Linked DNA regions of Homo sapiens: region 2 is linked to region 1. Evidence: read pairs that join two places in POLR2A ChIA-PET (ENCODE). Cell type or tissue: PC-9. All regions are shown on one strand.

The links. Peaks named below come from ENCODE experiments on the same cell type or tissue, not always from the same donor. Only the 100,000 strongest peaks of a DNase experiment are listed, where the experiment ranks them.
Region 2: POLR2A ChIA-PET joins it to region 1 with 9 read pairs; 2 of 35 experiments call an interaction of 5 or more read pairs at or near these places.

The regions. Positions count from the first base shown.
Region 1 is chr20:48,895,483-48,900,482 of GRCh38, forward strand. No RefSeq gene overlaps it. Among named protein-coding and RNA genes, the nearest start is that of ARFGEF2, 24 kb to the right of the region's middle. In PC-9, no CTCF peak of the experiment used is centred here; DNase peaks (open chromatin) are centred at 2,029 and 2,909; H3K27ac peaks cover 2,195 bases.
Region 2 is chr20:49,100,651-49,105,650 of GRCh38, forward strand. No RefSeq gene overlaps it. Among named protein-coding and RNA genes, the nearest start is that of CSE1L, 57 kb to the left of the region's middle. In PC-9, no CTCF peak of the experiment used is centred here; no DNase peak of the experiment used is centred here.

The sequences.
Region 1 (5,000 bases):
CCTTCGGCTTCCCTGGTACCTGAAATGTGCATAAGATGACAGCTGGCAGAGCAGGCAGCTTGGACCATGAGGGGTTAACTACTGGATCTTGCCCCTCATTTCTCTCATCTTTTTTTTCTTTTTTCTTTTTTGAGACAGAGTCTTGCTCTGTTGCCCAGGCTGGAGTGCAGTGGCACAATCTTGACTCACTGCAACCTCTGATTCCTGGGTTCAAGTGATTCTCCTGCCCCAGCCTCCCCAGTAGCTGGGATTACGTGTATGTACCACCATGCCTGGCTAATTTTTATATTTTTAGTAGAGATGGGGTTTCGCCATGTTGCCCAGGCTGGTCTCGAACTCCTGGCCTCAAGTGATCCACCCATCTTGGTCCCCCAAAGTGCTGGGATTACAGACCTTAGCCACCGCGCCCAGCCTTTCTCTCATCTTTATGTGAAAAAATGTCTCTTGACCTCATCTCCAGCTATAACTCCATCTCTTTCCTTCTCTTTGCAGCAAAACTCAAAGAGTCTATATCTCAAATTTCTCTCTTCTTACTCACCCCCGCCCTGCATGTGGCTCTATCCCAGGGTCACTTCAAAGTCCTCATCCATCCTGGACCCCTCAGCAGCATGTGACACAGTTGCTCTCTCTCTCCTTTTTCAAAAAGTTTGGTAAAATATACATAACATAAAATTGACCATTTTAACCAGTGGTATTAAGGGTACAGTTCCAATGAGAAGAGTTGGACACAGGGCGGGGAACATCACACACCGGGGCCTGTTGTGGGGTGGGGGGATGGGGGAGGGATAGCATTAGGAGAAATACTTAATGTAAATGACGAGTTAATGGGTGCAGCAAACCAACATGGCACATGTATACATATGTAACAAACCTGCATGTTGTGCACATGTACCCTATAACTTAAGGTATATAAAAAATTATCTGATAAATAACTTTAAAAAAGGGTACAGTTCTGAAGCATTAAGTACATTTGCACTGTTTTACAACTGTCACCAACATCCACCTCCAAAACTTTTTTGTCTCCTCAAATTGAAAATTTGCATCCAAGCCAAGCACAGTGGCTCACACCTGTAATCCCAGCTACTCGGGAGGCCAATGCAGGAGGATCACTTGAGTCCAGGAGTTTGAGATTAGCTTGGGCAACATAGCAAGACTCCATTTCTACAAAGAATTGAAAAATTAGCCAGACATTGTAGTGTGCACCCGTAGTCCCAGCTACTCAGGAGGCTAGAGCAGGAGGATGACTTGAGCCCAGGAGTTCGAGGCTGCAGTGAGCTATGCTCATGCCACCACACTCCAGCTTGGGAGACAGAGTGAAGCACTGTCTCCAAAAGAAAAAAAAAAAAAAAGGAGGCCAAGCATGGTGGCTCACACCTGTAATCCCAGCATTTTGGGAGGCCTAGGTGGCAGATCACCTGAGGTCAGGAGTTCAAGACCAGCCTGGCCAACATGGTGAAACCCTGTCTCTACTAAAAAGACAATAATTAGCCAGGTGTGGTGGCGGGCACCTGTAATCCCAGCTACTCAGGAGGCTGAGGCAAGAGAATCGCTTGAATCTGGGAGGTGGAGGTTGCAGTGAGCCAAGATCATGCCACTGCACTCCAGCCTGGTGACAGAGTGAGACTCCGTGAAGAAAGAAAGAAAGAAAGAAAGAAGGAAAGAAAGAAAGAAAGAAAGAAAGAAAGAAAGAAAGAAAGAAAGAAAGAAAGAAAGAAAGAAAGAAAGAAAGGAAAGAAAGAAAGGAAAGAAAGAAAGAAAGAAAGAAAGAAAGAAAGAAAGAAAGAAAGAAAGGAAAGAAAGAAAGAAAGAAAAAAAAAAAAAAGAAAGAAATTCTGCATTCACTCCCAATTCTTTCCACCCCACCCCCTCCAGACCCTGGTAACCTCTAATCTATTTTCTGTCTCAATGAATGTGCAGATTCTAGATATTTCAAAAAGTAGAATCATGTAATATTTGTCCTTTGAGTCTAGCTTCTTTCATGCACCATTATGTTTTTGAGACTCACCCAGGTTGTAGCATGTGTCATACTTCATTCCTTTATGTCTGAATCATATTCCATTGTAGGGATAGACCACATTTGTTTATGCATTTATCCACTGATGGACATGTGAGCTCTCTCCACTTTTTGGTCACTGTGAATAATGCTACTATGAACATTCACAGAGGACCTTTGCACGGACACAGATTTTCTCACCTAGGAGTGAAATTAGTGAATCCCATGGTAAATTTAACTTCTTCCCTCCTGAAACAATTTTCTTTCTTAGCTTCCAGGACACATTTGGCTTCCTCCTGCTGTGTCCGCTACTTCTTAGCTTCCTTTCCTGGCTCTCTCTCTTCCTCTCCACCTGCCAGATGTGACGTGCCCCAGGGGATCCCAGACAGGCCCTGTTCTCTATTCTACCCACACCTACTCCCTAGGGATCCCATTTGGGCTCTGACTTTGAAAATCTCTGTATATGCGGATGACTCCAAATTTGTATCTCTGCCTCTTCACTGAACTTCAGGCTCCCCTTGTACATCCAACTGCCACCTGACATCCCCACCGGTCCAGAGTGGAGACTGGGATCATGCCCACAAATCTGTTCCTCCCACAGGCTCCCCATCTCAGTAAACGGCACCTTCATTTTTCCCATTGTGCTGGCCAAAACCTTGGAATCATCCTGGATTCCTCTTTTTTTCCCACACTCTACCTCCAATCCATCAGCAAATCCTGCTGGCTCTGCCTTCAAAATGTACCCAGGATCCGAGGATCGCTTGAGCCCAGGAGTTCGAGGCTGCAGTGAACCATGACTGTGCCACTACACTCCAGCCTGAGCAACAGAGTGAGACTCTGGCTCTTAACAACAACAAACACACACACGTGTACACACACACACACACACACACAAAACAGCCAGGCATGGCGACTCATGCCTATAATCTCAGCACTTTGGAAGGCCGAGGCCGGAGAATCCCCCGAGGCCAGGAGCTGGAAACCAGCCTGGGCAACATAGTAGACCTCATCACTACAAAAAAATTTTTTTAATTAGCCAGGCTGGGCAGGGTGGCTCACACCTGTAATCCTAGCATTTTGGGAGGCCAAGGCGGGCGGATCACTTGAAGTTGGGAGTTCAAGACAAGCCTGGCCAACATGGTGAAACCCCATCTCTACTAAAAATACAAAAATTAGCCAGGCGTGGTGGCGGGAACCTGTAATCCCAGCTACTTGGGAGGCTGAGGCAGGAGAATCACTTGAACTGGGGAGGCAGAGGTTGCAGCGAGCCAAGATTGTGCCATTGCACTCCAGCCTGGATGACAAGGGTGAGACTCTGTCTCAAAAAAAAAAAAAAATTAGGCATGGTAGTGCATGCCTGTAGTCCCAGCTACTTGGGAAGCTGAGATGGGAGGATCACTTGAACCCAGGAGTTCGAGGTTGCAGTGAACTATGATCACACTATAGTACACCAGCCTGGGCAACAGAGATCCTGTAGCTTAAAAACAAAAATGTACCCAAGAGCCAATCACCCTTCACCTCATCCACCTCTGCCCTACCGCAGGGCCAGGTCATCACATGTCTCACCTGGACTCTAGCAATCACCTTCTCCCTGGTGTCTGTGTCCCATCCCTGCCCCGACAGTCTATTCTCCCACATTGCCTGAAGGATCCTGTTAGCACCCAACGTCAGGTCAGGGCTTTCTTTACTCAGAGCCTTCCACGGCTCCCAGCTCACCCAGAGAGCAGCCATAGTCCCCACAATGGCCCACGGGGTCCTATAGGACATGTCTCCTCCCCATTGCCTCTCTGCCTTCACCTCCTCCCACTCTCACCCTGGTTCCCTCTATTCCAGCCATACCAGCCTCATGGCTATTTCTTCAAAACTCCAGTCACACTCTCACTGCATGGCTCTTAGACTTTCTGTTCCTTCTGCTGAAATGCTCTTCCCACACCAACTTCCTTTACCTCCTTCCATTTTTTTCTCAGTGAGACTTTCCTTGCAAACCTACTTAACATTATCCCCCCAACACTTCCTACCTCTTTCTTTTTCTTTCTTTTTTTTTGGAAACAAAGTCTTGCTCTGTTTCCCAGGTTGGAGTGCAGTGGAGCAATCTGGGCTCCCTGCAACCTCTACCTCCCGAGTTCAGGCAATTTTCGTGCCTCACCCGCCTGAGTAACTGGGACTACAGGCACACACCACCATGCTTAGCTAATTTTTGTATTTTTAGTAGAGAGACTGGGTTTTGCCATGTTGGCCAGGCTGGTCTCAAACTACTGGCCTCATGTGATCTGCCTGCCTCAACCTCCCAAAGTGCTGGGATTACAGGTGTGAGCCACCGTGCCCTGCCCTTACCCCATTCTCTGCTTTATTTTTCTCTAGAGCACTCATCTCCATCTACCATGCTGTACATGTTACATATTGTCCTGTTCACTGTCTGTCTGCCTGCACTGGAATGCAAGGAAGAGATGAGGACTTGCTCCCTGGAGTAGCCCCAGCACCTAAAACAGTAACTGACACATATCTGTTAACTGAATTAACACAAACTAAGCCAAAAAAAAAAGGACTTGTTGGCTAATAGACCTGAAAAAATCTGGGACTGGGATAGCTTCAGGCATGGCTAAATCCAGGAGCTCAATACCATCAGAACTCATTCTTTCCATGCCTTGGCTGTGTTTTCCTCTGGGTTAACCTCACTCACAGGCTAACTCCCCAAGCATGGCAATTGCAGCTCTTTCCCCTTTTCCCATTATTCCTGCAGGATTTCAAGTCTCAAGGGAACAATTTGGGTCATGTGTCTATTCCCAATCACTGTGGCCAGAGGATGGACAGCTCTAAAGGGCTGAAAGCCCAGGAGGCAGCCAGGGGAGTGTGAACCTTCCAGAAGCTTTTCTGATGGCCCCACTCAGCAACTCTGCCTCCAGCTCATTAGCCCAAACTCGCTGGTCATTCCCAGCTTCAAGCACCTTTGGGAAAGTGGAGGCTTTATCTTGCCAGCCTCCAAAAAGAGCAAAAGGCAAGGGGAAAG
Region 2 (5,000 bases), 210 kb after region 1:
CATGCCGAGCTAATTTTTTGTATTTTTTAGTAGAGACGGGGGTTTCACCATGTTGGCCAGGCTGGTCTCGAACTCCTGGCCTCAAGTGAACTGCCTACCTGGGTCTCACAAAGTGCTGGGATTACTGGCTTGAGCTACCACACATGGCCTCAACTCTTCATTATTAAATTGGTTTTGTGTTAGGTGATTTTGCCCAGCTGTAGGTGAATGTAAGCGTTCTGAGCATGTTTGAAGTAGGCTAGACTGAGCTAGGATGGTGGGTCGGTTAAGTGTATTAAAATGCATTTTAACTTATGATATTTTCAGTTTATGGTGAGTTTATCAGGATGTGACCCCATCGTAAGTTGAGGAGCATCTGTAATAGCATTTTGTTTTTTAAAAATATTTAATCATCTTTGTCAATGTCTCTTGAATCCTCAGCGTTGACAACGAAGATGTGTCCCTACCCTCTGCCTCTCAGGCTTGCTAATTGCTGGGTTCTGCTTTCACTTTCACATTGTTGAAGGAGATATTTCCAGTTGTTTTCTGTGCATTATCTGTAGTTCCCTTTTAAAAGGTGAAGCTGATAAACACTTGTTATGACAGTGTGAACTGGGCTTAATGCTGTGTCAAGCAGTGTGCAAAGATTACATTTCCCTCTCCTCATGTCTTGACTTCTGCATCCCTCAAGAGAGAATGAATGTTCGTAAGGTTAAGGTCAAATGGAATGGAGTTTGCTCCTCATATTTCATCAGTTGCTCAAAGGTACTCCCCATTTTAGCTTGTGTTCTGTTTGGATCCTGACTTTCTCATGGTGGTTTTTCTGGACTTTTATTAGCTTTCTTTTTCATCCTGGGTATTACATGGCGTGCCTTCCACTCTGCCCCTGGATTTCTTTTTACAGCCCTGGCTCTTGTGGGCCACAACAGTTCTTGAGGTAGGCTGCTAGGGTTCCCCATTGGAGCCTCTCCATTCCAGTGTTCCAGGGGGCAGATGAGCTCCTATCCCCACTGGCCTGTCTTGCTGGTGTTCAGGGCCCTGGCTTCCACTTTGCGAGGTCACCTTTCAGGATTCATGTGTATCCACTTTGCTGTGTCAGAAACTCCCTACTGCTGACCTCCCTCTCCTCTTTGCTGTCATTAATGGATTCTCATTGTGGGAGATAAACGTGTGCTCAGCCTAGAATACCACATGATTTTTTTTTTCTTGATTCATTGCTTTTGCCTGTTAGCCTTGTTGTTCTAAAGTAGTTCATTTTTCTACTCTACTTTTCCTTTCCCCTCAATGACCCCCACCCCAAAACTGTGCCTAAATACTATTCATGCAGTCTTTGAGAATCAAACAGGTTCACACTCTTATTCCTGAGTACAGAAACTTACCGAATCACACAGCTGGATAAAGCCGGGATTGAAACCCTGGCAGTCTGGTTTCCAGAGCATTCTGGCTTAGCCACTTATGCCATGGTTTGGCAAAAGTTAGAAACAGCTAATCAGCTAATAAGGGCATGATCACAAGGCATTTTGCTAATAAGTTTTTAAAATATACACTATGGGTGTTTTTTGGTTGTGACAATTCTTGGGTCCCTATTCATAGGAGCATCCCCCGCACCAATCCCTAGGCACAATCCTGTATCCAGCCTGCTGGACATGACCGTTTATTCCATTTCGTAAACCCTAAGCATTTGCTCTGCAAACCTCCTCCTGCTTGGTCCTTGCTCTTACTCCTTGTCTGAGAAACATGGTGGCTGAGCTTTGTGACTGCAAGGCAGGGCTCATCCTTAGGGTCTACCCTGAGGTATTCTTAGTAGGACTGCTCTTTGATAGGGCAAAGGAGTTTCATGGACCCTTTGAAAATAATTTAGAGGCATTTTCCTTTGGTTTCTCTGAATGAGCTAAGAACCCCTGATAATAAGGAACTGCTGTGGGCTGATGGTCAGTTCCTCCAGCCCCTCCATTCTAGGAAGGTGTCTGGTAAAGCAGCTCACTGTGTGGTTGGGGAAGGGAGACAAACTATGAAGTTGTGCCGATTTCTGGGTTTTTTCCCTTACACATGGGATGGTGTGAGATAAAAATCTGGCAACATAGACGCAGTGTTCATGTCAAGAAAGAGCCACAATAGGTAAGTCCCAAGACTGTTTTCTCAGACCTCATGGAAAAGGAGACCTCTTGGAGAAGTGAGAAGCAAAACGAGAACAGGTTTATTCACCTTGGACTGGAAAGATAACGCCTTGTAAGCAGTTAGAGGCAACGCTTTTGGATCCAGAGGGGAAAAGGATCGCTGCTCCCAGCAACCTGTGCTTCTGCAGCAAATAGCAGAGAAGACAGATCCCGAGTCCCTCTTAAGTGGGTCCAGCAGGGCACGGGGAGGAGAAGCTTGGCACTCGCCAGGTCCTCCCCATCCAAGACAGAGGAAGTCTTGGTGTCCTGGAAAGGCCAGGCAACCCCTGCCACAGGTTTGATGTCCAGGTGGAGGCAGCCCCACACAAAGAGCCTCCTCTGCCATGTTTATCGATCTCAGGCGGGAACCAGGGAAGACGTCTCTAAAGTGGTGCCTGCACAGCATCCTGGCCAGTCAGGAGGAAGCAGCAACCTAAGCCAACTGCCACAGGTTGGCCCTTCCAAACCCCAGCCATGGGAACACCTGGCCCTCCCCACTGTGCTTAGGAACTGAGTGCTTAGGAAACTAAAGGATGGATTTGGCCACGGGATGGGCCAGAGGTGCTCCAGAGCCAGCTGAGGCACATCAGGCCAAAGTCACCCTGCACTTCCCCTGAGGCAGCAGTTCCCACCAGGATTCACAAGATTTGGAGTGCTGTCAGAGGAACCGCAGTCATTTATGGCTGTATATTTTGTACTAGAAAAAAGTCACTAGGAATTCATGGGTGATATTGCTTAGGACAGTGGTTCTTAAAGTACCGTCAACATCACTTAGCACCTAAGTGCTTAGTAGAAACTACTTCATCAAAAACTCTGGGAATGAGACCCAGCAACCTTTTAACAACCCATCCAGGTGATGGGATGCATGTTCAATTTGGTGAGCCATGACTTAGGATAAAGCTAAGTAAAAGTAAGTAAGACATAGACGGTAGCAAAAATTGTGAAGATCAGGTTTGAGAACAGTGGTCTAAAGCTTCATGACCACAAAAATTGGAAGGGACCACATTTTAAAGATGTGAAATTAACAGCTTTACTTTTGTGCAAGAGGTGGCAGAAAAAAGATGAGCTGTGGTAATTAGGGCCCATGGGGCTGAGCATCATCACCCCGGGAGCTATGGGCCTCGCTGGGCCAAAAATAATGTGGCCCCTGGGCTGCAGAAGTTCTGAGCATTTCCAGTTTTCTTAGCTGAAGTTTGATTCAGCCTTGAACGGTGTTTACATTGTACTTGTTCATAAATCCAAGGAACCAGGAAAGAAACTTACTAAGACTCAGAATTTTCAGGCACACATTACAAAGTTGCCAGCACATTTTCAGCCACCCACCAGGTGCACATACACTCTGCGTACAGAACAGACACCAGTCAGAGGTTTGCACAGCAAAAGGGCCAAGCGACTTCCAAACTACAGAGAATCTCAGGCCATCTGCCTTGGGAGGTCTTTTGGCAGCCATAACAAATAGACTCAAAAAGGCAACTACTACAAAGAACAGAGTCTGAAGAAGTGACGCACAGGATGCTGACAGACCCTTAGTAGAGATCCTTATTCCAAAGGGGCATCAGCTGCCTGCTAATCCATCCAGGGTCAGGAGGAGATTCCTAGTGAGGCCGCTACTGCAGTCTAAGGAGTGGGAACAATCACTAGCCAGACTGGAGCAGCCCAGCTCTGAAGAGGAGGGGCTGTCACCTGATCCTGCCTGTGCCCCATCAAGCTCTGGAGACCAAGCAAAATCAAAGCTCCAGGCACACCTCAAAGCTCGCTTGACAACTGAAAGAGCCATTGTGTGTGCACTGTAGGTAAGGTCGTGGTAGAGCTGCCTGGGAAAGGGTGGAAGACACACTAAGATTTATGATTGGATACAGGGCTTGTGGGCAACTTCCAAATTTTTCATAATCTACTTTTAAATTAAAAAACCATCTTAGGCCAGGCATGGTGACCCATGCCTCCCAGCACTCTGGGAGCCAAAAGTGGGAGGATTGCTTGACCTCAAGTTTGAGACCAGCCTGGGTACACAGTGAGACCACATCTCTACAAAAAAAATTTTTGTAATTAGCTGGGCATAATGGCACATACCTGTAGTCCCAGCTATTCAGTAGGCTGAGGCAGGAAGATCAGCCTGAGCCTGGGAAGTCAAGGCTGCAGTCAGCCATGATCACACTGGTCTGAGCCTGGGTGACAGGGGGACCCTGTCTCCAAAAAACCCCAAACAAAAAATAATTTTAAAAATTACTGGCTGGGCATGGTGGCTCACACCTATAATCCCGCACTTTGGGAGGCCAAGGCAGGTGGGTTACCTGAGGCCAGGAGTTCGAGACCAGTCTGGCCAACATGGTGCAACCCTGTCTCTACTAAAAATACAAAATGAGCCTGGTGTGAGGGCACGCACCTGTAATCACAGCTACTCAGGATGAGGCAAGAGAATCACTTGAACCTGGGAGGTGGAGGTTGTAGTGAGCTGAGATTGTGCCATTGCACTCCAGCCTGGGGGACAAGACTGAAACTCGGTCTCAAAAAGCAAAACAAAATTGCTACTATACATAGACTGCTTTACTGTTGTCATTGCAGACCTGATGTTTGTAGGTTTCAGTGAATGTAAAAGAATGTGTGGATGAACGGTTTTGTTGTTGTTTTTGAGACAGAGTTTCGCTCTTGTCACCCAGGCTGGAGTGCCATGGTGCAGTCTCGGTTCGCTGCAACCTCAGCCTCCCCAGTAGCTGGGATTACAGGTGCCCACCACCACGCCCGGCTAATTTTTAGTAGAGACGGGGTTCCATCATGTTGGCCAGGCTGGTGGTCTTGAACTCCTGACTGCAGCTGAGCCACTTTACCCGGCCAGATGAATGCATTTTTTAAATATTAAACTTAGGT